Linked DNA regions of Homo sapiens: region 2 is linked to region 1. Evidence: read pairs that join two places in POLR2A ChIA-PET (ENCODE). Cell type or tissue: A673. All regions are shown on one strand. Each heading gives the region's core, and the rest is flanking DNA. Links, peaks and the distances in the headings are about the cores only.

Region 1 (16,735 bases), core at 3,300-11,299:
AAAGAACTTGTACATGATACTTTTTCCCGTCTGAGGGTTCAAAAAGAAAGAAAAAATAATAATAACCTGTACACGTGGTCATTGTAGCCCTATTCACATAAAATTCATTTAAAATTCATAAAAAAGCAGACACCCAAATATCTGTCAGCTAATGAGTAAACAAATGTATCTATTCGACGAAATATGAGCCATAAAAAGAAAAAAAGTACTGATACATGTTACAACCTGAATGAACCTTGAAAACATTATGCTAAACTAGAGAAGTCAGGTGAAAAAGGCAGCATATTATATAATTCCATTTATATGTAATATCCAGAAAGGGCAAATCTATTGGTGGTTGTCTAGGGCTGAAAGAGCTGGAGATAAATGAGGAATCATTGCTGATGAGTAGAGTGTTTCTTGTTGGGATGATGAAATTAGTTTAAAATGGAACGTGATGATGGTTGCACAGAACCACTGAATTGTATACTTTAAGTTGACTGATTTTATGGTATGTATCTCAATAAAACTTTTTTAAAAATCAAGGGCTCTGGCCAGGCAAGGTGGCTCATGCCTGTAATTCCAGCACTTTGGGAGGCCTAGACAGGTAGATCACCTGAGATCAGGAGTTCAAGACCAGCCTGGCCAACATGGGGAAACCCTGTCGCTACTAAAAATACAAAAATTAGCTTAGTGTGGTGGCAGGCGCCTGTAATCCCAGCTACTTGGGAGGCTGAGGCAGGAGAACTGCTTGAACCCAAGAGGTGGAGGTTGCAGTGAGCAGAGATTGCACTACTACACTCCAGCCTGGGAGACTCCAGAGGGAGACTCTGTCTCAAAAAGAAAAAACAAAAAAAGGGCTCTAATGTTTAACAATAATCCCACCCCATCCCCCACTTTATTGATTGATTGATTGATTGATTGAGACAGGGTCTCACTGTGCCACCCAGGCTGGAGTTCAAGGGCATGATCACGGCTCACTGCAGCCTCTACCTCCTGGGTTCAAACGATACTCCCACCTCAGCCTCCCAAGTAGCTGAGACTACAGGCACACGCCACCACATGGGCTAATTTTTATATGTTTTGTAGAGGTGGTGTTTCACCATGTTGCCTGGGCTGGTCTTGAACTGCTGGGCTCAAGCAATCTGCCTACTTCAGCCTCTCAAAGTGGTGAGGTTACAAGCATGAGCCACAGTGCCCGGCCTACCTCCAAATCTTTGTTTTGAAATTTCTCATATAAGCAAAGGGAAAGAATCCTACTTTAGTGTGAGGGAATCAGGCAACAGACAATTACTGATTAAAACTTCTATTATATGCAGAGATGCTGATTTTTAAGTATAACACTGTAAGATATTAATTAGAAGTCGAAACTAAACTTTGGCCATCAGAACACTGCAAAAACAACTTCAACAGATTTTAAACGCAATTCAAACAGAATTTCTTGGTTAATTAACTACAAACTTAGGGAATCTTGCATAGCTTTTACTTCAGCACCACTTATAGCATTCAATTCTACTCATTTTTGCCCTTCGTATCTCAGAAATCTGCCCAGTTTTTCCCCATATTTGTCTCCTCTCCCTCTACCAACTCGTATTTCAAAATTCTAACCACCATACCATGACCACAGTCCAATTTACCTTAATCTCTCACCTGAAGAACAACGTCTAAATACATGCGGTATGTTCTCCCTACCATGTTTAGAGCTATCTTTTCTTTTTTTCCCCCCCAACTTCTATTTTAGAATTCGGGGGTACATGTGCAGGTTTGTCACTGGGTGTATTTTGTGATGCTGAGGTTTGCGGTACAAAAAATTCCCATCACACAGGTACTGAGCTTAGTGCCCAACAGTTTTTCAACCCCTTCCTCCCTCCCTCTTCTAGCAGACCCCAGTATCTACTGTTGCCATCTTTATGTCCATGAGTACCCAATGCCTAACTCTCACTTGTGAGAACATGCATTTGGTTTTCTGTTCCTGCATTAATTCACTTAAAATACAGCTATCTTTTCAAAAACTAATCTGATCAGGTAACTGACACTCACCCACTCCTACTACCCACCCCCCTTAAAATGGTCGATGCCTTCCCACTCTTTGGATAAATACAAAAAAACCTGTATATTTAAGGCCCTGTCCATTCTAACTCCTGTCTACCTTTCCAGCCTCATCTTACACTATTGTCCCAGCCTTCTATTCTAGACACACAGTCGTCTTTTTTCAGGTCCCTGCCACAGGGCCTTTAAAATAGGCTTGTTTCCTCTATTTGGAATACTCTCTACCAGGGTCTCTCCAATAGTTAATGCATACCCATCCATCTTAAAGCATCACCTAATGAGGAAAGGCTTCCCGACCTCCCCAATCAGATCAATACTCCCTCTTTTATGCTTTCTTTGTGCTATCATTTATAATACCTGTGAAGCATTCACTGCTGTAATCTGATGTTTACTTGTATGATTATTTAACTAATACTTGATTTTTTAAAAGATATGTCACAGGGTGATGCTGACTGACAGTAAGAGACAAAGGACGCAAGTTCCTTTAATGAAATTTAACTTAGTAAGAGTTTAACCAAGGTCAGGCATAGTGGCTCACACCTGTAATCCCAGCACTTTGGGAGGCCAAGGCAGGTGGATCACTTGAGGCCAGGAGTGTGAGACCAGCCTGACCAACACAGCGAAACCCCATCTCTACTAAAAGTGCAAAAATTACCCAGGTGTAGTGGTAAATGCCTGTAATCCCAGTTACTCAGGAGGCAGAAGCATGAGAATTGCTTGAACCTGGGAGATGGAGGTTGCGGTGGGCCTAGATTACGCCACCGCACTCCAGCATGGTGACAGAGCGAGGCTTTGTGTCAAAACAACAACAACAAAAACCAGTTTAACCAAAGACCAACTGCTGCCCAAATGGAAATGAATCCTGGTAGAAGTGCAAACATGCTTCCTCCTTAAGTTCTCATAAAGGCACCCATCTGTTCATGACAATGGTCGACAAGAATTAGGATCCCATCACATACTTTCTAAGAATTTTTTTTTTTCTCCTTCTTCAGACAGGGTCTTGCTTTGTCACCCAGGCTGGAGTGGTACAGTGGCATAAGCACCGATCACTGCAGCCTTGACCTCCCAGGCTCAACGGGTCCTCCTACCTCAACCTCTCAAGTAGCTGGACTATAGGCACGGACCGCCACACTCAACTAGAGAGAGAGAGAGAGAGAGAGAGAGAGAGAGAGAGTGTGTGTGTGTGTGTGTGTACCTCAACCTCTCAAGTAGCTGGCACTACAGGCACAGATCACCATACTCAACGTGTGTGTGTGTGTGTTTTCTTTTTTTGTAAAGACGGGGTTTTGTTATGTTGCCCAGGCTAGTCTTACACTCCTGGGCTCAAGTCATCTGCCCGCCTCGGCCTCCCACATCTCCCTGCTGAGATTACAGGTGTGAGCCACCACACCCAGCCTACTTTCTAAGAATTCTTAAGCTAAGATCCTTAAACTATTAAACTCTTGAAGTTAAGATCTGTGTCAAACTCACAGGGAATTTTAATATATTCATGCCCTTTATTCCTACCTGCTTTAGAAAATCTACCGGTATGCCCGTCTTCTCACCAAGTTCAAAATAATGTTACCACATTACTACAGTGCTTACAGCAAATTATGTAAAGTAAAGGTCAATTTCCCAAAATTTCCCAGCAGGCCCATTTGAAATCCATTCCTGTCCTCTCGTACTGGAGAATAAGGTCTAAGAACAGAAAGCCTGTATTTTCAGTTTAGTTTTTTTAATTTGCATTGTATCCTCAGTGTCTGGCAGAGAATAGATATTTGTTAAGAATGAACAAAAATAAACAAATACATATAGGACACAACACCAAACAAGCTTTGTACAGAAAGATCTAAATTTTAATTCCAACTATATGTCCCCTTATTAAAAGTTGTTAAACCAATTAACCTTAGTTTTCTATTTACAAAACAGAAATAATACTGTTTTCACAGAAACATCGTATAGAAAACTTTTAGAGCACACTAGAACAGCTCAATAAGGGTTAGCTATTATCAAAATAAAAAGCTTTCTCTTTGATAGGCATTCTCCATTACAGTGAATAATAGTAAAGGACCAATCAAATCATATTCACTCAGCCATGTGAAAGTACATCCTACTGCTGTTTATATTACTAGGGTAATGAAGAGGCATCAGCTCACTCTGTGCTTGACAACACATTACTTCTTTCATTTTCTGTGGTAAAGTATGGAAGTTTCAATCAAGCACTAGTCCATATTGTAGCAGACCAAAGCTTTGTTTTCTTTTGGGAGGTTGGGAAGATGGGACGGAGCAAAAAATATAATTTAGACTTCTAAAGCATTTTCAACAGTCTTAAAAGCAACTCTTATCTAAGACTCTTCCTTAAAAATGTACCCACTGCAGACACTCAAGTTACTATTCAAGGAAATACTGGATAATACATTATGTTTCAAATGCTCACTTAATACAGTCAATTCTTGAACAAGATGGGTTTGAACTGCGCAGGTCTACTTATATGTGATTTTTTTTTTTTTTTTTTTTTTTTGAGACAGTGTCTCACTCTGTCGCCCACGCTGGAGTGCAGTGGCGTGTTCTCAGCTCACTGCAACCTCCGTCTCCTGGGTTCAAGTGATGCTTGTGCCTCAGCCTCCTGAGTGGCTAGGATTTTAGGTGCACACCACCACACTGGGCTAATTTTTGTATTTTTAGTAGAGACAGGGTTTTGCCATGTTGGCTAGGCTGGTCTCAAACACCTGGGCTCAAGCAATCCACCCACCTTGGCTTCCCAAAGTGCTGGGATTACAGGCGTGAGCCACTGCGCCTGGCTTACTTTTATGTGAACTTTTCCAATAAATATTAGAAAATTTTTGAGAGATTTTTGACAATTTAAAAACACATGCAGAGGAACTGCATAGCCTAGCAATATTGAAAAAACAAAAAAGGCATGTCATGAATGCATACAATATATGTAGATACTAGTTTATTTTAGTTTATCATTTACAAACATACATAGCGCCATTCACAGGAGAGAGAAACATAAACAATGTTAAAGATGAAGTATTAATCATAACCACAAAAACCTCTAGTATAATAATTTCATAGCCACCTTCTCTTGCTATTGCAGTGAGCTCGAGTGTGAGTATCCACTTAAAATGCCATGTGATGTTAACCATTTCTGCATGAGCAGTTCATCTCTCTAATAAATTGCATATCATAGTAAAAAATGGTATCTTGCAGTTCTCGAAGGTTTTTCATTATGTTTAGTGGAGTAACATGAACCTTGAATACCACCACAGACCCATGGGAAGTGGCACTAGTGATGCTGAAGGTGCTCTCAAGAAGCAAAGTCATGACATTAAAAGAAAAGCGCTGACTTGCTTGATATGTATAGTAGGTTGAGATCTTCAGCCGCAGTTGCCCACCTTTTCAAGACAAATGAATCTGGCCTATAAGGACCACTGTCAAAAAAGAAAAGGAAATTCATGAAGCTGTCACTGCAGCTATCTCAAAAGGCCAAAAACCTCAAACTTTTTATGAAATACCTTTTTATCTTGTATTGAAAATGCAGCCTCTGTGTGGGTACAGAATTGTTATAAGAAAGGCATACCTACAGACTCTAATATGATTAGAGAAAAAGGTAAGTCATTATGTGATCCTTAAAGCAAAAGAGAGGTGACAGATCTAAAGCTGGACAATTTAATGCCAGCAAAGGATCACTTATCATTTTAGAAAGAAGTATGGCTTAAAAAATGTCAAGATACCAGGGGAAGGTCAGGCATGGTGGCTCATGCCTATAATCCCAGCACTTTGGGAGGCCAAGGCAGGCAGCTCACTTGATTCCAGGAGTTCAGAACCAGCCTGGGCAACATGGCAAGACCCCGTTTCTCTAAAACATACAAAAAAATATTAGCCAGGCATGGTGGCCTGCGCCTGTAGTCCCAACTACAGGCTGAGGTGTGAGGATCACTTGAGCCCAGGAGGCACAGGTTGCTGTGAGCTATGACTGTGCCACTGCACTCCAGCCTGGGTGACACAGTGAGACGCCCATCTCAAAAAAAAAAAAAAAAAAAAAAAAAAAGATAACAGAAGCAGCAGCTTCTGCCAAACAAGAGGCAACACATGATTTCCCAGATATCATTAAGAATTTAAGAATATCGTTGAGGAGAATGAGTATCTCCCTGAACAGGTTTTTGCAGATGAAAGTACCTTATTCTGGAGAAAAAAAAAAAAATACCACAAAGAACACTTACTGGTAAGGAAGAGAGGCAAACACCAGGATTTAAAGCAGGAGGGTATAGACTAACTCCACTGTTTTGTGCAAATGCAGTCAGGCTTATAATCAGGACTGCCCTTTCTATAAAGCTGCTAACCTGAGCCTTGATAGGAAAAGACAGAAGACACTGGCTGGCTACCAGTCTTTTGGTTGCACAGAAGGAAGGCCTGGGCAAGAAAAATGCTTTTTTTTGGACTGGTTCCATCAATGCTTTGTCCCTGAAGTCAGGAAGTACCCTTGCCAGTAAGGGACTGCCTTTTAAAATTCTTTTCATACTGGACAATGCCCCTGGTCAACCATAACTCCATGCAACAATGAAGGCATCAAAGTAGTCTACATGTCCCCAAACGAGACATCTCTTAATTCAGCCTCTAGATCTGGGGGTCATAAGGACCTTTAAGGCTCATTATACACTGTAGCCTATAAAAAGGATTGTCAATGCTGTGGAAGAGAACCCCAATAGAACATCATATAAGTCTGGAAGTATTATACCACTGAAGATGCCACCACTGCCACAAAAAAAGCTTTGAAACCCGTGAAGCACAAAACAATAAATTCCTGCTGGGCAAAACTGTGTCCAGATGTTGCACATGACTTCATAGGATTTATAACAGAACCAATGAAGGTAATCATAAAATTGTGGATATAGCAAAAAAAAAAAAAAAGGGGGGGGGGTGCTGCTGGAGGGAGGTGAAGGGTTTCAGGATATGAATCTTGGAGAAATTCAAGAGCTAATGGACACGTCAGAGGAATTAACAGAAGACAACTTGATGAAGAAGAGTGCTTCCAAACCAGTGCCAGACGGTCAGGAAGCAGCAGAAGAAGCAGTGCCAGAAAACAAATCTACTTTAGACAATCTGGCAGAAGGGTTACAATTATCCAAGACTGCTTTTGATTTATTTTTAGGACACAAACCCTCCTATGACACAGGCACTAAAATTAAAGCCAACGGTGGAAGAAGAATTGGTGCCATGGTATAGAAACATTTTTAGAGAAATGAAAAAGCAAAAAAGTTGGACAGAAATTATTATTTCTGTAAAGTTACACTGAGTGTGTCTGCCTCTCCTGCCTCCCCTTCCCTCTCCTCCACATCTTTTGCCTCTGCCATCCCTGAGACAGCAAGACCAATCACTCCTCTTTCCCTTCCTCAGCCTACTCAACATGAAGACAAGGGTAAAGATTTTTATGATGACCTACTTCTACTTAATGAATAGTAAGTATACTTTCTCTTCCTGATAATTTTCTTAATAACATTTTCTTTTCTCTTACTTTAAGAATACAGTATATAATATATATAACATATAAAATATGTTTTAATCAACTGTTTATGTTATTGGTAAGGTTACTGGTCAACAGTAGTCTATTATTAGTTGGGGAAGAGTCAAAAGTTATATGATTTTCAGCTACACGGGGGTTGGCGCCCCTAAACCTCCCATTGTTCATGGGTCAGCTGTACATATGCCTCCAACTATTTCTCTAGAGTCTCTAAAATCTAATTTGTTAAATCTGATCATCAGAAAACATCATTTCATCTAATTCTTCAATGAATGCCTTTACTATTAAGTTCTCAACTTTAAAGAAGGTTGATAAAAATTTCCCCTACAATAGTGTCATTTACTGATCCTATTAAATAATCTACTTAAATCCAGAAATTAGAGAGTGATTCAGTTAGCTTGGTGCTTACTTTTTATCAAAGATATGTGACTTAACAAGTTTCCTGCTTCTTTCCTTGGCTTCTAGGGATCTTGCTGATATGTTTATTCTACTAATCTGAACACACATTTCAAATGTCTACTGACATCTACTTCTCTGCTATATTTAACTAGTTTCGTTGGATACAAAAATAAACTGTTTTCTATTGTGTTTAATTTTGTTAACTAAGCTGTTTTATGGCTCTTTATAAATTGGTTAGAGTACAAGTTTATTCAACATTTACTGAACTAATGTGAACCCAGCACATGACTTCAGAAGCACTCTGTCATCATGTAGTTTCCAAATAAATTTGTCCAAAATTTAGGTGTTCTATACAGTTCACTACCACTCAATCCCAAGCATCAAACTTAATCCTCCAAAGACCTCCATCTGATGGTGCTGGTGGTATAGTGGTGAGCATACCTGCCTTCCAAGGACCTCCATCAAAGACCATTTGTTGAGAATTTTATGAATGACACTATAACTAACAACCAGTACTTTAGAAAAAGAATATGATGATGATGCTGGCCCATTAGAAGCTTTTAATAAACTTCCTTAAATAATGTACATAAAGAGACTATATTTAATGTACTTACATCTACAAGACATTACAATGCCTGGTACACAGCAAGCACTCAATAATAAACCTTCATTATCCAATGGATAATTTATTAATATTGCTGTAACCCACTGCTATTAGGAACTACCAAGCTTCATTCCAATTCTCATTCTAATCAGATAATGTTAACCTGCCTCCAAGAATTGGGAATGTTATTCTCTTCATATTCTCAAAATCTGATCCAGGATAAAAAATCATGGTTTTACGCTGAAAAACGCTGAAAAAGAATGAAAGCTGATTCTGGGACCTTACTTTTCTCCTTTGCCTGCTGATTCCATCTCTATGCTTGGGTGAGAAGACCATGGCTACATGCTGCGAAGGCTTGGGCTCTCCAGCTACCCAGTGTTCTCTACAGGTTTCCATCTTATCAGTCTACTTCTTGGGATCTGGCTCCCTGCTGCCATGTTTTCCAAAGTCTTAAGTGGCTGCTGATCCCAGTTAGTTTGTTCCATCAAATTCTACCTTTTCTAGGGCTACTGGTGCCTGCTATGCTGTTACTCTCTCTGAACTTCCTAAATGCTTCCTAAATGAAAAGTTTATTCCCCACATATGCCATGTTCTAATATTATCTAATGTCAAATGACGAAACCCTTTACTTGTGCAAATTCTCTATGCTCATCTGACCTCAGAGATTGAAATAACCTACCAGTCTTCACCTGTCCTTTCCTTTGGCCACTCAAGACTTATCATTTCAATGAAAATATACTAAACAACAGAGCGAGACTCCGTCTCAAAAAAAAAAAAAAGGAAAGAAAATATACTAAACAAGAGCCTTGGTTTTCAGTGTAATTAATTCATTCTTTATGTTTCAACTCCCATCATGTACATTAAAGAACGTTCCTTAAACTTGTAAAATTTTAAGTTTCTATACTATCACTTGTAGGCACCACAGCAAATGCATATTTTTAATCTGAAGACTTCTATAAGTCAAATCAATTTCTAATTCCTCGAGGTTTAAGGAATCTTTTACCTAAACTGAGATGGCTACTCCATCACAAAACTTATCTCTAATCAAGATCTCAAAAGCACTCATCAATTAGGTCCAGCATCAGCAAACCTTTTCCTCAAAGGGCCAGATAGTAACCATTCTAGCCTTTGCAGGTCATACTGTCTCTATCACAACTCCTCAGCTCTGCCCTTTGTAGCAAGAAAACAGCCATAAACAATTTGTATATGAATCAGCACAGTGTGTTCCAACAGAACTTACTTACAAAACCAGGCCAGCCCCTGGATTCGGCAACATTCTCCATTCTACAGATGTGGGTTTTTTTTTTCTTTTTTGATAAACACTGCAATCTCACACCCCTGGAGAGCATATTTATGTCCTCCCCTCCTCTATGCATTAAATGAAACTCATTACCCAAAACCCAAAATTTAACAAAATGTTGTACCTTCATGCTTGTTATTTCAAGTAAGTGTATTCACTTCAAACATTTTTGTGCCTTTCCCAATTTCAGCAATATGAAATGAATTCTACTATGACCTTAAAGGGCCCAACAAACAGCTTATTATGAGTTACATCCCAGAGAACCATCAACATTTTGCTCATGTACAAGGTTGCTGGTTCTATGATCAAAGGAATTAACCTTAAGAGTGAACCTAAAATAACTAAATGTAATCAACCCAGTCCATCTTTCTTAACAATGGTCCTTTAAGCCCTTGAGAGTACTGATTAGAATCCCCCAAATCTTCAAAGAAATCAGAAACTTCATGAAAGTTTCTGCAGCCAACACAATCTTCATACTTTGAATTCAAGACAGCATGCTAACCAGATATTTTTCTTTTCTTCCTCTTACTGGGAGGACAATAAAGAACTCAAGAAAGAAAAAGGTATAAAAATTCACAATGAAAAGCAGAATGAGGAGGGGAGAAAAATCAGCAGAGATGTGACAAACTTCCAGAAAATGGAAACGTGATAAAAAGATTGGTAAATGATGAAATAAGAAGAAAACCATAAGTTATAATACACACAAGAAAATACAACCAAGGAGGAAAACACTTTATCATGGAGAATTCCAAAGTCTCACCACCCCAAATAGAGGTATTACAGGGCAGGAATGACACAAGTGAACTAGTGCATCACCTGCTGCTGCAAAAAATCAATAAATAATGTCTAAAACTGACCATTCCAGAAACAGCAATATAAAATTATTATTTTGGGATATGACGGTAACCACCACAACTAAAATGTTAAGAATTAAAACTACACTACAGATACTTGAACTCTCAAATAAAATCCCTTATTTTATAATCAGAAATAATATGGGTATATTTATAAGTGATAGTAATGAAACTTCCAAAGCCTCAAGGTAAAATATTTGTATTATAAATAAAAATGGTAGCTCACAAAAAAATATTAAAAGGAAATACTACAAAATTATCATTGGTTTGGTTAGAATAGCTTTGGCAGGCAGAATTCTAAGATGGCCCCCAAGACTTCTACCCTGTACAAGCCCTATATAATCCCCTCTATCTAATGACCCCATCCTTCAGTATGGGTGGGACCTATGAATATGGTGGGACAGTCACTCCGATGATAACTATTGTAGTAGACCAGAAATGGGACCAATGGCTACTAGGACATGAGGGTAGCCACTAGAAACTGAGAGTAACCCCCAGCCCACAGCCAGTAAACAAAAAAAGAGACCTCAGTCCTACAACCATAAGGACCTGAATTCAGCCAACAGCCTGAATGAATTTGGAAGAGGGCCCGAAGTTTCAAATGGGAGCCCAGCCCTGGAAAACACCTCCATCACCCAAGTGAAACCATTAGCAAAAGACCCAGCTAACCAACGCCTAGATCCTGACCTATGGAAACTGTGAAACAAGTACATGCTGTTTTTAGCCACAAGCTAAGTTTGTGACAATTTGTTACACAGCAATAGAAAACTAATACAGTAGAAGAAATAAGTGAATGCTTTTATTTTCTAGTATGTGTATAAACTTGAAAGTTTTCATATTTTTGTGAAACTTTTTATTAATAACTCAAAGTAGAAATTAAATTTAAAAACAATATCTGCTTTTTCCTAAGTTTACAAGTGAAAATAAAAATTCAGTATTTTGCATACAGGAGTAAAAGGTAAATAACAGATTTGTTTCATTAATAAACTGATTTTGCTGATAAAATGGGACCAAAGAACAGAAACTTTAGAAATAACAGCAGCAAATTCCATATTAAGAAAAGCATGTTCTAAAATAATACGACAAATAGTGACTTTTATAGTCCCTTAAAATAAAAACTCCTTTCAAAACTTTATCTTCCTAAGGTTTTCAAATTTATTTATAAAAAATATTTAAAATAAAACTTTAAATATAAGCTTTGGTTAACTTCTAATGACACAGCAATATTCTTGAGTGATCAGAATTTTTAAAGATAAACAGCACAGGCCAAAAGGAGATGTTACAGACATACTGAGGGAATCCTCCCAGATCAGGTTTTTGATAAAGCCAAAGCTCCTCCCTTTTATACTAAAAAAAGGACCAGTCTGAAAACTTCCAAAATGATTTTTTGGTTTTGTTTTGTTTTGTTTGGAGAAGGGGTCTCTCTCTATTGCCCAGGCTGGAGTATGGAGTGCACTGGTGCAATCTCAGCTCACTGTAACCTCCACCTCCAGGATTCAAGCAATTCTCCTGCCTCAGCCTCCCGAGCCGCTGGGATTATGGGCACCCGCCACTATGCCCAGCAAATTTTTGTATTTCTAGTAGAGATGGGGTTTCACCATGTTGCCCAGGCGGTCTCGAACTCCCAACCTCAGGTGATCTGCTTGGCTCAGCCTCCCAACAAACAAAGTGTTTCAAAAGCATCTTTGAAAAAAACATACCACATGTAACTGCAAACAAAGCACATAAAATCTGAAATGTTATACCTAATAACTCACTATCAAATGTAAGAAATAATCTTTTAAGAAAAATGCTTAGAGCCAAGCACAATGGCTCACACCTATAAATCCCAACACCACTCTGGGAGGCCAAGGTGAGAGGATCGCTTGAGGCCAGGAGTTCAAGACAAGCCTGCACAGCACAGCAAGGCCCTGCCTCTACAAAAATTTAAAAAAAAAGAAAAAAGAAAAAAATCAATGGGACATGGGGGTGCATGCCTGTAGTCCCAGCTACCTGGGAGGCTGAGGCAGGAGGATCATTTGAGCCCAAGAGTCCAAGGATGCAGTGAGCCTTTACCATGCCACTGCACTCCAGCCTGGGTGACAGAGCAAGACGGTCTCTAAAAAAATTTTTAATAAATAAAAAATTCTTAGAACTTTTTTGTGGCATAAAATATTTTAATATGAAAAAATTGGAAAATACAAAAAAAACACAAAGAAAAAATGTAATCTATCTATAATCCCACAATTCATCACTCATTCAAAATATATTCATTAGCACTAGGCCTCTGTCATGAAACTTAATCTGCTTTTAGAGACAGACAATATTCTACTAAACTAATAGACACAGTTAGCAGAGTGTAGTTAAGTATGCAATAATGTGGTGAAGAGTGTGCGATACTGTATGTATTTCTCAGAATTTCAAATCTAGAACCCTTTTTTAAAAAAAAGTATGACATTACAAAGGGAAGTGATGTTTATTTTCCTAAAATTGTAAGTCTGAAATATGCAAACATCTGTCTAGCAAGATTAAATCTATCTAATCTTTGTAAAGGAGAAAAAAGAAATCCTCTTTAATTTTTAAAAAAAAGAAGAAAAGAAAATGAGCCAGAATTTTATTTTATCTATTTAGAGACAGAGTCTTGCTCTGTTGCCCAGGTTGGAGTGCAGTGGCACCATCTTGGCTCACTGCAGCCTCCACCACCCGGGTTAAAGTGATTCTCTCACCTCAGCCTCCCAGGTAGCTGGGATTACAGGCATGCACCACTACATCTGGCTAATTTTTTACATTTTTTGGTAAAGACAGGTTTTTCACCACGTTGGCCAGGCTGGTCTTTAACTCCTGACTTCAAGTGATCTGCCCACCTCAGCCTCCAAAGTACTGGGATTACAGGCGTGAGCTACTATGCCCAGCCCAGAATTTGATTTTTTAAAGTGCTTATAAAATTATTATGATGGCCAGGCACGGTGGCTCACGCCTGTAATCCCAACACTTTGGGAGGCCGAGGTGGGAGGATCACAAGATCAGGAGATCAAGACTATTCTGGCTTGATCACGGTGAAACCCCATCTCTACTAAAAAATACAAAAAAATTAGCCGGGCGTGGTGGCAGGCGCCTGTAGTCCCAGCTATTCGGGAGGCTGAGGCAGGAGAATGGCGTGAACCTGGGAGGCGGAGCCTGCAGTGAGCCAAGATCGCACCACTTCACTCCAGCCCGGGTGACAAGAGCGAGACTCCATCTCAAAAAAAAAAAAAAAAAATTATTATGACATCTGGAGATTCTAATATCCAGATGTCATATTAGTATGAATAAAAATAAATAATTTTTTAAAGATTATTGTGACGAATCCAAATGCTCATACGCTTTCTCATTATCTTTGCCTATGGGCTACAACTGTTTTCACATAAATAATTAACATTTGTATTATTAAGCAGGATATGCCATTTTTCAAGCATGGCAACTGTCTAGGATTAACATTACAGTTTTGAATACTGTTAAAAAAGAAGAGATCTATTTTTGAAACTTAGTTTAAAACTGCTTTGAAACAAAGAAAAATTGTAATCAACTCTCCCCTAAAACCAAAAACTCATCTGCATAAGTCCTTTAATTCAACACACAAATTTGCACATCCTTTCTAAACCCTTGGAATAGAGGGAATTAAAAAATACTCCAAAAAAGGTACATACGCTTTACAGTGCCAGCCAAGATCGAGTAAACCAAACTACGAGGCCTTGCTTTCGCACTGATGACAACTCAAAATCCCCAACTCAAGACAAAAAGCAACTACCTGAGTAATCCGGAAGCAAAAAACAGCAGGCAAACTGGAAACCAGAGTCAAACCTGAAAAATGACCAGTGAAAGCTAAGGGGACGGGGTGGGTGGCTGTGCATGGGAGCTGAGGTAATTTCGTAGTGTTTAGTATCATCTATGATCTCCTAGCTTTGATCTCAGTGCTAGGAGAATACAGAAAGGTGTAGCCAATACTAGTGGGAAAAACACTAGGAGAAACCCCATTCAGCCAGAATACTAGGAAAAAGGACTCCTCCATGCTGTAGAGGAGGAGGGAAGGAAAAAAGAAGAAAATTTCCCCTTCTCCCTTCTGGCCTTGCCAAGAGTTTGAAGGCAGACCCTGTTACCACACTGGTACCTAAATCTCAAGAAGATCCATCTGTGGCTAACGGAAGAGGAAACAGAGGTCTCTATTATCCAAAGAAGAGGGGTGGGAGTTCCTATTTTTCTTTTTCACTACTTCATTCTGAAGGCTGAGCTTGGAAAGAAACATGACTTTTTGGCCAGAGAAACAGAGAAAAAAGAACACTGGCATCTGGAGAATGAATGGGAATCCTAGAAAGAGAAAGAGAAGAGGATCCCCTAGTTTTGTGCATGAACTACGTCCTGGGCTCATACTAGAATTACGCCTGCATGAAACAGACCCAAAGAAGCACAGCAAAGGCTCTAAGAACTACAATCCATGTAAACCACTGCCCAATTCCTAGACTAACTGGAGTGGAAAGTATGCTGTGCGCACCTCAAAAGAAATGCTTTGAGAACTGAACTGACACTGGAACCACCACAAAAAGGCAAGACAGAACTCGCATCCTGACGTTAACCAAACTGACTGCCTGATAAACAAAAATCAACATCCTTCAGAGGATTTTGATGAAGTCTTACAACATAATATTAAAAATGTCGCCAGCATATAAGTGAAACTTGGCCAGGCACGGTGGCTCAAACCTGTATTCCCAGCACTTTGGGAGGCCAAGGCAGGCAGACTGCTTGAGACCAGGATTACAAGACCAGCCTGGGTAACATGGTGAAACCCTGTCTTTACCAAAAATACAAAAAATTAGCTGGGAGTGATGGCACACACCTGTGCTCTTAGCTGCTGAGGAGGCTGAGGTGGAAGAATCACTTGAGCCTGGGAGGCAGAGGTTGCAGTGAGCCAAGATTACGCCACTGTACTCCAGCCTGGATGACAGAGTGAGACTCCAACTCAAAAAAAAAAAAAAAAAAAGTGAAACTTACTTCACATACCCCAGGGAATCTGTCCACTGCTCGAGGGAAAAAACAATCAACAAATGCCAATCCCAAGATGACACAGATGATGGAGCTATCAAACATTTTAAAGCAGTTATAATCATCCAGAGGCATATGTACATGTATATGCCTGTGTGCACACATATGCAGATACACAGATCTATCCATCTTTCCATCTATCCCTCCTATCTTTCCATCAATCCACCCATTTTGGAAAACTCTGACTTTAACTGATAATCTTCAATAAGTAGCAGCCAATAAAGGTATTTTTTTCATGTCTTCCACAATGTGTTACATATTAGGTATCCAAGCATGTGATGATTTGACTTTCATACAGTAGTTTAGTATAAGGTTTCAAAGGTAACAGGCAACCAAATACGAGCTAGCAAAAGCAGTTTATCCAGCTTTCTCACACCTAAATTCACTTGAACAGAGCAGATTAATTTTACTCAAAAAAGTAGAATGCCAAAGCCATAACTGATGATATAAATTTCTCTTAATTTTTCCCTCAGAACTTTACTTTTGACAAGTTTTGCAATCATGTATCTATAATCCTATGCCAATATTCATAGGTATAAAAAGTATATTTATTGGCTGGGCACGGTGGCTCATGCCTATAATCCCAGCACTTTGGGAGGCCAAGGCAGGCAGATCACTTGAGGCCAGGAGTTTGAGACTAGACTGGCAAACATGGCAAAACCCCATCTCTAGTAAAAATAAAAATTAGCTGGGCGTAGTGGCGTGCACCTGTAGTCCTAGCTGCTCAGGAGGATTGCTTGAACCCAGAAGACAGAGGTTGCACCACCGCACTCCAGCCTAGGCAACAGAGTGAGACTCAAAAAAAGACAACTTATTTATTTATTGAGACAGGGCCTCACTCTGTCACCCAGGCTGGAGTGCAGTGGTGCAACCTCAGCTCACTGCAACCTCCGTCTCCCAGGCTCAAGCGATCCACCTCAGCCTCCCGAGTAGCTGGGACTACAGGAATGCACCAACATGTCCAGCTAATTTTTGTATTTCTTGTAGAGACG
Region 2 (16,735 bases), core at 4,006-12,005, 78 kb after region 1:
AATCACAGCTGACTTCTACCTCCCTAAGGGTTTCTTAAAATTTTACTTCATTTTCTCAGACCCAACAATTCTTTCTTCCTTCTGAGTTATGTTTTGGGTTGAGTTTGAGAAGATAAATTAGCAGCCTACGCTAGGCTGCCATCTTTCTGGAACTGGAATTTTGGTTTACACAGTGAGAGTCTTTTTTTTTTTTTAATGTCAGCACATCGATCATTTAAGAGTTTCTTTATGTATAATAAAGAAACTTTTTTTTCTTTAAGAGACAGGATCTCACTCTGTTACCCAGGCTGTAATGCAGTAGTGCGACCTTGGCTTACTGCAATCTCAAACGTCTCAGGCCCAAGCCGTCCTCCCACCTCAATCTCTCTAGTAGCTGAGACCACAGGCTTGTGCCCCTATACCCGGCTAATCTTTAAAATTTTTTTGTAGAGAGAGGGTCTCACTATGTTAGTCAGGCTGGTCTCAAACTCCTGGGCTCAAGGGAACCTCCTGCCTCAGCCTCCCAAAGTGCTGGGATTATAGGCAAGAGCAACCAGGCCAGAACATTTTAGATTAATAAATATTTCAAAGATTTTCAAATTTGCTGTTGGAGGTTCATTGCTCTTTTAAATTCATCTATATGCTTCTTTCCAGACATCCTTTATCCTTGTTTATTTTTTGCCCATCAGTTACTGGAGAGGGCAGTTTGCATGTGCCAGTCTTTACAGCTTTTGTAGTCATTATTGTGATAAGTATTTTGGCTCAATGCTACTTAGTAAAGATTCATGGAAATTATAATTTATTATGAAATATACCTTTACTGGTCTAACATTTCTTGTGTGTTTTTTTGTTTTTTTTTTTTGCCTGAAGTCTATATTTCATGATATACTTTATTAAAATAATATCATTTAATAATATATCCATTTAGAAAATTATTGTTATTTATGTTGTCTCATATTAATGTAATGGTAACAACTTTTCTTTTGTTTTTGTTTTTTTCCTTATTAAATGAGACGGAGTCTCGCTCTGTCACCCAGGCTGGAGTGCAATGGTGTAATCTGAGCTCACTGCAGCCTCTGCCTCCCAGGTTTAAGCGATTCTCTTGCCTCAGGCTCCCGAGTAGCTGGGATTACAGGCACAGACCACCATGCACAACTAATTTTTGTATTTTTTGTAGAAACGGGGTTTCACCATGTTGGCCAGGCTGGTTTTGAACTCCTGACCTCAGGTGATCTACCTGCCTCAGCCTCCTGAAGTGCTGGGATTACAGGCATGAGCCACTGCGCCCAGCCATATAATGGTAACAACTTTATCTCTGTATTTGACTAATATTTTTTCTTTATCCTTCGACTTTAATCATTTTGTGTCATTTCATTCTTTGTGTTTTTTTCTTCTTTAATCCCATAACAGATTTTTTTTGTTGTTTTTTTTTGAGACAGAGTCTCCTTCTGTCCCCCAGGCTGGAGTGCAGCAGCATGATCTCAGCTCACTGCAATCTCCACCTCCTAGGTTCAAGTGGTTCTCATGTCTCAGCCTCCCAAGTCACTAATTTTTGTATTTTTAGTAGAGACGGGGTTTTGCCATGCTCTCCAGGCTTGTCTTGAACTCCTAGACTCAAGTGATCTGCCTGCCTTGGCCTCCCAACGTGCTGGGATTACAGGGGTGAGCCACCATGCCCAGCCCAGATGATCATTTTTTGTGTTTATTAAAAAATAGCATTTAGACTGTTTTAGAACCCAATATGACATTTTCTTAACATGGAAATTCTCCTGTCTCAGCCTCCCCAGTAGCTGGGATTACAGGCGCCCACCACCACGCCTGGCTAATTTCTTTATTTTTAGTAGAGACGGAGTTTTGCCATGTTGGCCAGGCTGGTCTCAAACTCCTGACCTCAGGTGATCCCCCTGCCTTGGCCTCCCAAAGTGCTGGGATCACAGCAGGAGCCACCATGCCCAGCCATGAATTATATTTTCTTTGCAGTATCCTCACGAATGTTTTGATAGGGAATAAGATATAACCATTAAGAGTTCATGGTCTGGAATCAGACAGGCCTGGCTTTTAATTTCTGTTCCCCAAATAATTTGCTGTATCAATTTGTATATGTGCCACACACTCTTTAAGTTGAAGTTTCATCATCTGTGAAAATGGGAAAATAGGCCAGGCATGGTGAGGCTCACCCTTGTAATCCCAACACTTTAGGAGACTAAGGAAGGAGGATATGCTTGAGGCCTGGAGTTCCAGACCAGCCAGGGCAACATAGTAAGACCCAGTCAGCTACTCGGGAGGCTGAGGCAGGAGAATGGTGTGAACTTGGGAGGCGGAGCTTGCAGTAAGCCGAGATGGTGCCACTGCACTCCAGCCTGGGCGACAGAGCGAGACTCCGTCTCAAAAAAAAAAAAAAAAAAAAAAATTAGTGAGGCATAGTGATACATGTCTGTAGTCCCAATTACTCAGGAGGCTGAGGTGGGAGGATCTCTTGAGCCCAGGAGTTTGAGGCTGCAGTGAGCTATGATACCATTACTGCACTCCAGTCTGGGTGACAGAGTAGGTCCTTTGAACAATGATTGGCAAATAGTTCATGACCAATTTTTTTAAGCAGTTATTGTAATATATTACTCTATTGTTTTGAAGTTTACTAGAACTGACTATTAATTTTTTCAAAAGCAAAATTTAACCTATACTTCTGTAATGGTTGGCATCAACAATGTGACAAAGTATTTTTAATCCCTCTAGTTTTTGACAAGCAGTTTGACCACACATTGTTCAATCTTCTCTCCCCTCCCTCTTGCCCCTTCTTTTCTTGTTCTAATATAATCTGAAATTAATTCAGATAATTCTTAAATTACTTTTAATATTATCTAATCTCATTTTGAGAATAATCTTTAGTATTTTCTTTGTTTTATAATAAACTTGAAGTTTATATTTTTATGTATTTCAGCTTGTTGCAGTTCTTACAACTTATTATTGAGCCCTTAAGTCTATCTTGTCTGGACATGTAGCAGAAAACAACTTTACGACTTAGTAAAGTATGAGGAAGGTAACTACAGGCTGACATTAAAGGAATTTGGTGTAAATTTGTGTGTTTCTTATGTATTCCATTTTATTTTATTTTTAATTTTTTTTTTTTAGACGGCGTCTCACTTTGTGGCCCAGGCTGGAGTATTATGTATATAATAATATTATACATTATTCCACTTTGACCTTAGTCAATGAAGAGCGAAATTAGGAGTGTCCTCTTATTTACCCTTGGGTATTTTTATATCCTTACCATACAAGATGGGAGTTCACTGGCTACCCACTACTTTTTATTTTTTTAAAGACAGAGTCTTACTGTCACCTAGGCTGGAGTGCAATGGTGTGATCTCGACTCACTGCCACCTCCGCCTCCCGGGTTCAAGCAATTCTCCTTCCTTGGCCTCCCAAGTAGCTGGGATTACAGGCTTGGGCCACCATGCCCAGCTATTTTTTTTTTTATTTTTAATAGAGACAGGGTTTCACCATGTTGGCCAGGCTGGCCTCGAACTCCTGACCTCAGGTGATCCACCTGCCTCGGCATCCCAAAGTGCTGGGATTATAGGCATGAGCCACTGTGCCTGGCCATTATTTGTGACTTCTGACGGTTCCAAATAATCTCAACTATAGATCCTATAATTTTTGACTCTTGACATAGCTGAAAAGTTGGGGGTGAAAAACCTCCTTGGGTTTCAATTTAGGGTCCAGATAATGATCTTCCTAGTCTTTAGCACTGAAAAACTGTTGATGGGCTGTGTGCTCCCTCCCCATTTAATTAAAAATATAAAAACCTCCACTCTGTAAAATAGATGTTAGACAATCCAGTACAGTGCTGGCATTTCTCCTGGTTACTTCAATGTTTTAACAACATATAGATTTCAAAAACAATCTCCGTGGTTTAATGGCCCTATTTTCAGGGCCCCTTAGACACATGCCTAGTTGGCCTGTTGGATTACTGAGCTCTGGTCATGTTTCTCCCTCAAAACCCTTGCGTTGGAGTGGCAAAAATCAAATGCCTACAGGGATGAGGACCAAATCACTGGCTGAAGCACTTAGGTTTAAGATTATAAATATGGTTGGGGACTGTGGCAAGCTACAAGAAGATACCCCTTCAAAAGGGACAGAGGCTATTCAGCTCAAGCCAATTGCTGCTAAGAATCAATGTGGGCCTGGTTGGGCATGGTGGCTCATGTCTGTAATCCCAGCACTTTGGGATGATCCCAGCACAAGGTGAGCAGATGGATCACTTGAGTTCAGGAGTTTGAGACCAGTCTGGCCAACATGGTAAAACCCTGTCTCTACTAAAAATACAAAAATTAGGGCCAGGTGTGGTGGCTCACGCCTGTAATTCCAGCACTTTGGGAGGCCAAGGCGGGCGGATCACGAGGTCAGGAGTTTGAGACCAGCCTGGCCAACGTGGTGAAACCCCATCTCTACTAAAAATACAAAAAAATTAGCCGGGCGTGGTGGTGCACCCCTGTAGTCCCAGCTACTCAGGAGGCTGAGGCAGGAGAATTGCTTGAACCTGGGAGGAGGAGGTTGCAGTGAGCTGAGATTGTGCCACTGCACTCCAGCCTGGGCAACAGAGCGAGACTTCATTAAAAAAAAAAAAATTAGCTGGGTGTGGTGGTGGGCGCCTGTAATCCCAGTTACTTGGGAGGCTGAAGCATGAGAATCACATGAACCCCAGAGGTGGAGGTTGCAGTGAGCCGAGATCATGCCACTGCACTCCAGCCTGGGCAACAGAGTGAAATTGTCTCAACAACAACAACAACAAACAAAAAAAATCAGCATAGGCCAAATAGTGCCAGATCTTCTGATTTTGTAATAGAAGCTTCAAATAAGCTTTATGTGAAAGCTTCCCATATTAATTCTGGCAACTACTTACAAACTTTTTAGTAGTTAATAAATTGTTTATTTGCAATATGTACTTTGTGGGCCAATAAAACACACCCAGGAATTAAACCTAAGCTGACGGGCCCCAATTTGTGACCCCTGTTACATATATGGGTCTAATGTTTTTTGATATTTAGCATGATGACAATTCAGATTAAATTTTTTTTTTTTTTTTTTTTGACACAGAGTTTTGCTCTTGTTGCCCAGGCTGGAGTGCAATGGCATGATTTCAGCTCACCGCAACCTCTGCCTCTCGGGTTCAAGCAATTCTCCTGCCTCAGACTCCTGAGTAGCTGGGATTACAGGCATGAGCCACCACGCCCGGCTAATTCTGTATTTTTAGTAGAGACAGGTTTCTCCATGTTGGTCAGGCTGGTCTCAAACTCCCGTCCTCAGGTGATCCGCCTGCCTCAGCCTCCCAAAGTGCTGGGATTACAGGCATGAGCCACCGCACCTGGCTGACAATTCAGATTAAATTTCTTACCATTTGGTGAGATGAGGTTCCCAGAAAAAGATTTAAGGAAAGTGGGGAAATATACTAGTTTTTACAAGCTGGGATGTGTTCTACTCACAATAACTCCTACACAGATAATAGCTTAGTATCCGGCTGTGCCTCCTTTTATTAAGAGTTCAAAGTTCTGCAGTGAAATATATGATGCATACCAAGCACCACCCCAGGGACCAAGCCTCCAATCAGGATATGATTAATCATACGACTAAATTTAAATATTTTTCAGTATTTATTAAGTATACCGATTGATTCCTCTCAGTACTGACATAGGCATTAATATGAAGCCAATTTCCTTAACTATTTTGTTTCAAGATCTAGTTACCTATTCATATGGCCTTAGTCTTTTTAGTTTTTTCTCTAGAGTCTTGTTAGTGTGTGTGTGTGTGTGTGTGTGTGTGTGTGTGTGTGTGTATTGTTTGTTTGTTTGTTTGTTTTTGAGATGAAGTCTTGTTCTGTTGCCCAGGCTGGAGTGCAGTGGCATGATCTCGGCTCACTGGAACTTCTGCCTCCTGGGTTCAATCGATTCTCCTGCCTCAGCCTCCCGAGTAGCTGAGATTACAGGCTCCCACCACCACGCCCAGCTAATTTTTGTATTTTTAGTAGAGATGGGGTTTCACCACGTTGGTCAGGCTGGTCTCGAACTTTTGACCTCGGGCGATCCACCCTCCTCGGCCTCCCAAAGTGTTGAGATTACAGGCATGAGCCTCTGCTCTTGGCCTTGTTAGCATAGTTTGGAGAGAACAAAATTGTTTTTCATCTCACTTACAGAATAGTTTTCTAACAATTACATAGAACATTTTAATTGCAAATGCAGCTGACTCCGAATAGCTAGGCAAATTAGCATAAATACAAAACTGAAAGCTGCTAGGATAGTCCTAAATTAAGTCAGGCTACAAGAAGAAATTTTAGGTAACAAAAAAGATTAAACATAGATAACTCACAAAATTGGCGTTACAGTTCTTCTGGCCGTTGGTGCTTACAACTGTGCGTACTTCTTACTTAGCACAAGGCATTTCTGAGAATTTGAGTGCTCAATATATACTTGCTAAGTGAATGAATGAATGCATGCATGGATGCATGAATAAATGAATGAGTAGCCTTGTCCTCCTGGTTTTCACGATACATATATCTTAAATGCCTCTGCTTGATTAATGTTGCTAAAAAGCTGATCTCATCCCTTCATTCCTCAACTCAAATACCTTTGCCCTGTCTACAAAATAAAAGTGTTCTTGGCCTGAATAAATGCTTGATTAAATTTTGTTTCACTTTTGACTCTTGCTATGTCTAAGATGAATCCTACAGCTCCAGCCAAACACATCATCTAGCTTTCCTCTTTTTAAAATGCACACACACTACTTCCTTTTGCTTCTCAAACCTAATTAAATCCTTTTCAGGGTATTAGGTTCAGCTGGTCGGTCATTTCTTTAATGAAACACACCTTGGGCAAACCAGCTCATTTTGCTTTGGCTTTTATCTTAATAATAGCAGCTGGCTCTTATAAATTCAGATTCCTGGCTCCTTCCCAGATCTCATCAATAAACTCTCTAGAGGAGTCTAGGAATCTCCTCCAGGGCCTACTTTTGATAGGAAAGTGTAGCAAAAAGACTTAATGACCTCTCCTTTGTCATGGATCATTGATAGCCTTATATTATTACTTGCCTGTTTCCTCTGTATTCCTCCTCATTAAGATAATATATTCCTCAGGTATGGGGACTATATTTATATTTATTCTGTTTGCTACTTCATGCCTAACATTATGCTGATAGTAGATGCTTTACAAATTCCTACTACATATATGGATCACCTGGTAAAAATTTTGCTTAGACAAACCTTTTCAAAAAATGCTATTTGCAATGTTGGTCCCTAGTAGAAATATTTATGAAGAACAAAAGCTTTTTAGTTTAAGATGCTCTTGTTTATTTGGTTAGGAAAGTAATAGAAAAGTAAATTAACAACTTCAATGTTACAAGTGAAAATGGGCATGAAGGATTGTTTAGGAGTAAATTCTGGTTAAATGCTTGCTCCTCCAAGAGCTTCTATATTTAAACACTGGTGTTGGAACCAATTCAAGAAAAAGAAAATCCTTCATTAATATTTAAGTAAGGCAGGAATAGGAAATGAAAAAGTGAGGTCTATGAAACAGGAGCCCAATATCTTAAATTTCATTATCAATTTTGATTTTTTAAGAAGTTCAGTGGCCGGGCGCGGTGGCTCACGCCTGTAATCCCAGCACTTTGGGAGGCCGAGGCGGGCAGATCATGAGGTCAGGAGATCGAGACCATCCTGGCTAAAACGGTGAAACCCTGTCTCTACTAAAAATACAAAAAATTAGCTGGGCGTGGTGGCGGGCGCCTGTAGTCCCAGCTACTCGGGAGGCTGAGGCAGGAGAATGGCGTGAACCCGGGAGGCGGAGCTTGCAGTGAGCTGAGATTGCGCCACTGCACTCCAGCCTGGGCCACAGAGCGAGACTCCGTCTCAAAAAAAAAAAGAAGTTCAGTGGCTGAGACCTTGATTTAATGCTAAAATGTCTTCTTCAATTTCAGTTCTACCAGCAACTCATTTGATCTTGAAAGTTTTTACTCTTGAGTGTCTTTTAGTGAATTTGTTAATCTCCAGAATGCATAGAAGATAATGAGAAAACAGAGGCTACCTCTGGTTTCTTAAAATGGGAAAGGAGTGAATAACTCCTATATTTCCACTTGAAATCGAATGGAATGATCTGTTTTACTACCCTACAATCTATTAATCTGATCAAAGTAATAAATGGCCATTTAGAGTTTTATAAAAACATAGCTATGACTGTCTGACAAAGGATGGAGTGTGTGAGAAGTTAGTCTGACCTTCCACCTATTTCCTAAGGGAAGGAGAAAATACCATTTCTAAAGGAAGAAAACCCAACCAAAGTAATTTTTTTTTTTTTTTTATTGATCATTCTTGGGTGTTTCTCACAGAGGGGGATTTGGCAGGGTCATAGGACAATAGTGGAGGGAGGGTCAGCAGATAAACAAGTGAACAAAGGTCTCTGGTTTTCCTAGGCAGAGGACCCTGCGGCCTTCCGCAGTGTTTGTGTCCCTGGGTACTTGAGATTAGGGAGTGGTGATGACTCTTAACGAGCATGCTGCCTTCAAGCATCTGTTTAACAAAGCACATCTTGCACCGCCCTTAATCCATTTAACTCTGAGTGGACACAGCACATGTTTCAGAGAGCACAGGGTTGGGGGTAAGGTCACAGATCAACAGGATCCCAAGGCAGAAGAATTTTTCTTAGTACAGAACAAAATGAAAAGTCTCCCATGTCTACTTCTTTCTACACAGACACGGCAACCATCCGATTTCTCAATCTCTTCCCCACCTTTCCCCCCTTTCTATTCTACAAAACCGCCATTGTCATCATGGCCCGTTCTCAATGAGCTGTTGGGCACACCTCCCAGACGGGGTGGTGGCCGGGCAGAGGGGCTCCTCACTTCCCAGTAGGGGCGGCCAGGCAGAGGCGCCCCTCACCTCCCGGACTGGGCGGCTGGTCGGGCAGGGGGCTGACCCCCCCCACCTCCCTCCCGGACGGGGCGGCTGGCCGGGCAGAGGGGCTCCTCACTTCCCAGTAGGGGCGGCCGGGCAGAGGGGCTCCTCACTTCCCAGTAGGGGCGGCCGGGCAGAGGCGCCCCTCACCTCCCGGATGGGGCGGCTGGCCGGGCGGGGGGCTGACCCCCCCACCTCCCTCCCGGACGGGGTGGCTGCTGGGCGGAGACGCTCCTCACTTCCCAGACGGGGTGGCTGCCGGGCGGAGAGGCTCCTCACTTCTCAGACGGGGCGGCCGGGCAGAGACGCCCCTCACCTCCCAGACGGGGTCGCGGCCGGGCCGAGGCGCTCCTCACATCCCAGACGGGGCGGCGTGGCAGAGGTGCTCCCCACATCCTAGACGATGGGCGGCCGGGCAGAGACGCTCCTCACTTCCTAGATGGGATGGCGGCGGGAAGAGGCGCTCCTCACTTTCCAGACTGGGCAGCCAGGCAGAGGGGCTCCTCACATCCCAGACGATGGGCGGCCAGGCAGAGACGCTCCTCACTTCCCAGACGGGGTGGCGGCCGGGCAGAGGCTGCAATCTTGGCACTTTGGGAGGCCAAGGCAGGCGGCTGGGAGATGGAGGTTGTAGCGAGCCGAGATCACGCCACTGCACTCCAGCCTGGGCGCCATTGAGCACCGAGTGAACCAGACTCCGTCTGCAATCCCGGCACCTCGGGAGGCCGAGGCTGGCGGATCACTCGCGGTTAGGAGCTGGAGACCAGCCCGGCCAACACAGCGGAACCCCGTCTCCACCAAAAAAATACGAAAACCAGTCAGGCGGGGCGGCGCGCGCCTGCAATCGCAGGTACTCGGCAAGCTGAGGCAGGAGAATCAGGCAGGGAGGTTGCAGTGAGCCGAGATGGCAGCAGTATAGTCCAGCTTCGGCTCGGCATGAGAGGGAGACCGTGGAAAGAGAGGGAGAGGGAGACCATGGGGAGAGGGAGACCATGGGGAGAGGGAGAGGGAGAGGGAGAGGGGACCAAAGTAATTTATTAAAAGAAACTGAGAGACAATCTAACCAGAGTTCAAAGAGGCTGAAATATGAATTTGGCTTAGAAGAAAACACTAAGTTTTCTGTACCATTTTTAAAGTGTTTTTGCAGGTTGATAACAACCTTCTTTATAAAATACTTCTGTCACAGCAACTGTCCATGTCACACTAATTTGCATTTGCTGCATGTGGTGCCAACTTATAATTATTCTCTTGTGACACTTCATGCTCCAAAAATATCAAGCCACTTGTAAGTTCTCAGTGGTACCATGCTCTCTGAACACCTTGTTTTTTACATGCTGTTTACCCAACTTGTATAGGTTCCAAACTCCTACTCTTCTAAGTCGAGGCAAAAACATCACTGCTTCTATAATTATTTCCCTGTCTCAAGATAAACTTGAGTTCCCTCTTTCCATGGTGTCATGGTATCTCATGTAGTACCTGTATCTATTTATCTCTCCTCTTCACCGTTAGACTGTAAACAATTTCAGGTCAAGAATATGAGAATTGGCTGGGCGTGGTGGCTCACGCCTATAATCCCAGCACTTTGGGAGGCTGAGGCAGGTGGATCACGTGAGGTCAAGAGTTTGAGACCAGCCTGGCCAACATGGCAAAACCCCGTCTCTACTGAAAATACAAAAATTAGCTGGGTGTGGTGGTGCGCACTTGTAATCCCAGCTACTACAGAGGCTGAGGCAGGAGAATTGCTTGAACATGGGAGGCGGAGGTTGCAGTGAGCTGAGATCATGTCACTGCACTCCAGCCTGGTCGACAGAGCAAGACTCTGTCTCAAGAAAAAAAAAAAAGAGAGAATATGAGAACTTTTGGAGGGGTCTCACTTTTTTTTTTTTTAAGTCAGAGTCTCTGTCACCCAGGCTAGAGTGCAGTGGCATGATCATAGGTCACTGCAGCATCAACCTCCCGGATTCAAGAGATCTTCCATCTCAGCCTCCTAAGTAGCTGGGACTACCAGTGTGCCCAGCTAATTTTTTAAATTTTTTTGTATTAATTCCAGCGTCCCACCATGCCCAGCTAATTTTTTAATTTTTTTGTATTAACAGGGGGTCTCACTATGTTGCCCAGGCTGGTCTCAAACTCCTGGCCTCAGGCAATCTGCCCTTGTGACCTCCCAAAGTGCTGGGATTACAGGTGTGAGCCATTGCACCCCTCCAGTCTCATGCTTTTCAGTGCTTTGAGCAGTTGTACTTGCTATGTGGTAAGAAGTCAGTGGTAAATATATAGTGAATGAGTGCAAATCAGACAATCAACAGTGATCAATAAATCCTCTACTAATTCAGAGCCTCTGTCATATCTTCCATATTAAAAAAAGAGGTGAGGCATGGTGGCTCATGCCTATAATCCCAGCACTTTGGGAGACCGAGGTGGGAGGATCACTTGAGGCCAGGAATTTGAGACCAGCCTGGACAACATAATGAGATACTGTAACTAGAAAAAATAAAAAATAACCAGCTGGGTGTGGTGGTGTAGGCCTGTAGTCCCAGCTACTTGGGAGGCTGAGGTGGGAGGATTGCTTGAGCCCAGGAGGTGGAGGCTGCAGTGAGCTGAGATCACACCACTGTACTCCAGCCTGGGCAATAGGGGTACTGCTAAGAGAGAGCCAATCCACTCTGCAGTACTTTGGAGAGACTCAAAATTTGCAGATATCAGGTATAGTGGATGATGCTTAAGTTAATGTAAGGAATAATAGACTTTTTTTTCATCTTAAAGGGGATGTTTCCCCCTCATCTGAAAGCTCTATATATGACCACCAACTGGTCTTAGTGAGTAAATTGAGTAAATCAGGTGTCTAAAAATGACCTAAAGAATTATTCCTGGCCGGGCATGGTGGCTCACACCTGTAATTTCAGCCCTTTGGGAGGCTGAGGCAGGCGGATCACCTGAGGTCAGGAGTTCGAGACCAGCCTGGTCAACATGGCAAAAACCGTTCGCTACTAAAAATATAAAAATTAGCTGGCTGTGGTGGTGCACACCTGTAATCCCAGCTACTTGGGCGGCTGAGGCAGGAGAATTGCTTGAACCCAGGAGACAGAGGTTGCAGTGAGCCAAGACAGTGCCACTGCACTCCAACCTGGGTGACAGTGCAAGACTCCGTCTCAAAAAAAAAAAGAACTATTGCTAATAAACTGAAGTAGGCTAGTATATTATGATTGTGGCTGTTATCTGCTATGAAATAAAGTCCCTCCCTTTCCCATCCCCATGTGTGCCTTGTTATAAACTTCTTCATTCTCTTTCCGCAATCACCAGCCAGAGACAGAAACTGACACTTCCTTTTTTGAAAGTGAAAAAGATGTATCAAGTGAAACTCTTTCTACTTTCACTCTTCAATGCCTTTTTGCCTTCCACTTAAGTATGAGCTACCAGAATCTAAATTTGATGAGTATGATTTCCCTGTAGTTAATACGGGGAGGAAGTTTAGAGTGGGGGGTAGAGAGCACATTGATACATTTACACAGTAATCAATCTGTTTGTTTGTTTTTTAATATATCCTCATTGAATATTGCTGTCCTCACTTGCTTTAGTAATTTACTGCTTGGGGTGGCCCCTGTCCAGTCTCTACTAGTGATTTATGGGCTCTTCATTCAGTCTCAGGTTTAAATTGTACTTAAATAACAACCACACACCTCGCCACTCTTGAGATCTGGATGTGTTCAAACTTCTCAACTCCTTCCTGTGGCCATGAGCTAGGTTTAATTATACTATATTTTCTCTTTTTTATTTTTTTCTGTGAGCAAATCTAGGAGGCTCTGACTCATTTCCTTGTCCCTGGAATCCCTTTTATATGTGGTTCAGCCTTCTTTTTCTGTTTCTAATTGTCTTAACCTTATCTGCCTTTTCTTTTTTCTCTGCTTTTCTTATGGGGTATAACTCAATTGTAACTGAGCAAATAAAAATTCAAATGTATTTGAATCTATTTGTGACCACTTATAATAATCAACTCATGAAGTATTGATATGAAGTATTGATATTTTCATTCACACTAGTAGTCTTCAAACACACGCTTACATACACACACACAGCAGTAAGGAAAGCTCAGTCCTTTCAATAAATGATGCGAGGTCAGTTGTAAAGCTATATGGAACAATAAAACTTTTCCTATACCTCCCATACTTCCCACCATTCAAAAAAACTAATTCCAGGTGAGTTGTAATTTATGAAAGAGAAAGCAGTAAAGCTCCTGGAAGATAAAATAGAAAAAATATTCATAACTTTGGATGTGGAAATATGTCTTAAACAGGACGTAGAAGGCCCTCTCAAAGAAAGTAATTGAGAAATTGTTAAATAAAAAATAAAAACAAATATTGGAGAGGAGACTGAGGGCAAAAATAAGGAAAAACTAAAAACAAAATTGAGAAATTATACTTCATTAACTTTCTGTTTTTCAACAAAACACAATTAAAGTTATGAAAAGGCAAACCAAGCAGTAGGAGAGGGTGTTTGCAATTGGTGTAATCGAGTAAATACTTATATTTATAATATACAAAGAACCTCTCTACAAATTAGACAACCTCATAGAAAGTGACCAAGAGACTTGAATGATAACTTAACGACCAATAAACGTTTGAAAGGGGGTCCAAATTCATTAGTCAAATTATAATGCAAATTATAATGGCAATGAGATACCACAACATGCCCAAGGGACAAAGTTTAAAGAGTAAACAATACCATTCTGGGTAAGGACAAGAAGAAATGAGAAATCTCATACACTGTGAGTGTAAACTGGTAGAACTATATCGGGAAACTTAGGCATTATCTGCGGAAGTTGAGTGTGTGCATACTCCACGACCCAGCAGCTTAACTCCCTCTACGTATGTATCTAACGGAAACGCATGCTCACATACACAAAAGACATATACAACAGCGGTCCTCAACCTTTTTAGCACCAGGGACCAGTTTAGTGGAAGACAATTTTTCCATGGACCTGGGAGATAGTGTGGCAGGGGATGGGTTCGGGATAAAACTGTTCCACCTCAGATCATCATTCTTATAAGGAGCATGCAACCTAGATCCCTCGCATGCACAGTTCACAGCAGGGTTCATGCTCCTGTAAGAAAGAATCGAATGCCTCTGCTGATCTGACAGGAGGCCGAGCTCAGGCAGTAATGCTCGTGTGCCTGCCACTCACCTCCTCCTGTGAAGCCTGGTTTCTTTTCTTTTCTTTTCTTTTTTTAAATGGAGTCTCACTCTGTTGCCCAGGCTGGAGTGCAGTGGCACTATCTCAGCTCACCACAACTTCTGCCTCCTGGGTTCAAGTGATTCTTTTGCCTCAGCCTCCCGAGTAGCTGGGATTACAGGCGCGTGCCACCACGCCTGGCTGATTTTTTTATTTTTAGTAGAGATGGATTTTCACTATGTTGGCCAGGCTGGTCTCGAACTCCTGATCTCGTGAACCGCCTGCCTCGGCCTCCCAAAGTGTTGGGATTACAGGCGTGAGCCACAGCGCCTGGCTGTGAAACCCAGTTTCTAACAGGCCATGGACAGGTACCAGTCTGCAGCCTGGGTGCTGGGGACCCCTGAGAATGTTCTGAACAGCATTACTCACAAGAACCAAAATCTAGGGACAAATACACATCTCCAGTAGAATCAGTAAACAAATTGCAATATATTTGTACCTTGGATCCTATATAATGAAAAGAGTCAATTACTGCTATATGCAAAACTAGGTTGGATCGCACAAACATGATGCATAGCATAAATACCAGGCATGAGATAACATGTACCATATGATTCTCTGTAAATAAAACTCAGAAACAGATAATAGAAAACCGAATAGTAGAATGTTTGGAGGAAGGGAGCATAGCATGATTGGTGGGGAGCATAGAGAAGGCTTCTGGGGTGCTGTCTGTGTTCTATGTCTTAAGCAGGTGATGGTGATTGAGGCTGTTCACTTTGAGACAACAGACTGAGCATTTACGATTTGTGCACTTTTCTCTATGTATGTCATACCATGTATGTTGTAGGAAAAAACTGTCTCAGAAAAAAGGTAAATGTATAAATATTGAAATGGGCATAAGGTGAGAGCAGTAGCAAGTTAAGGAAGACCCCACTGAGTTCTATACTGTTAGACTACCTAACATGCTTTAATAGATCCTACTGAAGGACAGAATTGGTCCTAAGGGTAGTGATATGATCTTGGGATAAGGTTCAAATAGTCATAGCTGGCTGGGTGCAGTGGCTTACACCTGTAATCCCAGAACTTTGGGAGGCTGAGGTGGGAGGATTGCTTGAGCTCAGGAGTTTGAGACCAGCCTGGGCAACGTAGCAAGACCTTGTCTGTACAAAATTTTTTTAAAATAGCCAGGCGTGGTGGCACATGCCTGTAGTTCGGGCACTTTGGGAGGCCGAGGCGGATCACCTGAGATCAGGAGTTCTAGACCAGCCTGGCCAATACGGCGAAACCCCATCTCTAGTAAAAATACAAAAATTAGCCGGGCATGGTGGCATGTGCCTGTAATCCCAGCTACTCGGAGACTGAGGCAGAGGTTGCAATGAGCCGAGATCGTCCCACTGCACTCCAGCCTGGGCAACAGAGTGAGATTCTGTCTCAAAAGAAACAAAAAACCAAAAACTGAGCTCTATTGAATTGGGATGGCAAGGTGAAAGAACACTCAAGAATAACAAAGTGTTGGCTGAGTGTGGTGGCTCACACCTGTAATCCCAGCACTTTGGGAGGCCGAGGCGGGCGGATCACTTGAGGTCAGGAGTTCAAGACCAGCTTGGCCAACATGGTGAAACCTTGTCTCTACCAAAAAAATACACAAAAAAATTAGCTGACTGTGGTGGTGCACAACCGTAGTCCCAGCTACTTGGGAGGCTGAGGTGGGAGAATTACTTGAACCCGGGAGGTGGAGGCTGCAGTGGGCGAGATCGCACCATCGCACTCCAGCCTGGGTGACAGAGTGAGACCATGTCTCAACAAAACAAAACAAAGTGCTTCAAAATGTTGTCCCCTTCACAGTTTGTGCTTTACATTGCAAAAAAGACACACACAAAAAGAAGAATAGCTTCTAATTTCAGGAATCCAAACCTTTCTATTTTCTGTTTGCACACTTCACAACAATCAGCCTTTCTAAAGTAATATAAAAATTCTCCTATGCTCTCTCATAGTTCTAACAGCCTCTAGAGTCTTGTGGGAAAATTCCTGGTTACTTTGTTTCCAACTTCTAAAATCCGTGTCCTTTATCCTTCAGAGGCCTTTGATGGTTCAACATTTTTCCGTCAAGCTAGTTAGGTTTTATCAGGCACCGTGTGCCTTGGCATAGCAAATTTCACATCTCCAGAGAAATGCCAATGCTGACAGGACTCAGGAGATTTCTGGTGAACAGTGTTTGAGACTGGACGGTGCTATCAAACAGGAATTGAAGGTATTTTCTCAATTCCCCCAATGAGGCTTTAGCTTAACTTCATAATTTTTGCTGCTCTATTGTTACAGGAAAGAGGTCCCGATCCAGACCCCAAGAGAGGGTTCTTGGATCTAATGCAATACAAGATTCAGGGTGAATCTGCAGAGTAAAGAGAAAACAAGTTTATTAGGAAAGTGAAGGAATCAAGAATGGCTACTCCATAGACAGAGCAGCCCCGAGGGCTGCTGATTGCCCATTTTTATAGTTATTTCTTTTTTTCTTTTTCTTTCTTTCTTTTTTTTTTTTTTGTTGTTGAGATAGAGTCTTGCTCTGTTGCCCAGGCTGGAGTCAGTGGTGCAATCTCAGCTCACAGCAACCTCCGCCTCCCGGGTTCAAGTTGTCTCAGGTTCCTGAGTAGCTGGGA

Evidence for each region. Peaks named below come from ENCODE experiments on the same cell type or tissue, not always from the same donor. Only the 100,000 strongest peaks of a DNase experiment are listed, where the experiment ranks them.
Region 2: POLR2A ChIA-PET joins it to region 1 with 11 read pairs; 3 of 35 experiments call an interaction of 5 or more read pairs at or near these places.

Annotation. Positions count from the first base shown.
Region 1 is chr6:154,756,856-154,773,590 of GRCh38, reverse strand. The region is part of intron 1 of SCAF8 (SR-related CTD associated factor 8); the gene reads right to left. Among named protein-coding and RNA genes, the nearest start is that of SCAF8, 32 kb to the right of the region's middle. In A673, for the core only: no CTCF peak of the experiment used is centred there; no DNase peak of the experiment used is centred there; H3K27ac peaks cover 411 bases.
Region 2 is chr6:154,679,836-154,696,570 of GRCh38, reverse strand. No RefSeq gene overlaps it. Among named protein-coding and RNA genes, the nearest start is that of SCAF8, 45 kb to the left of the region's middle. In A673, for the core only: no CTCF peak of the experiment used is centred there; no DNase peak of the experiment used is centred there.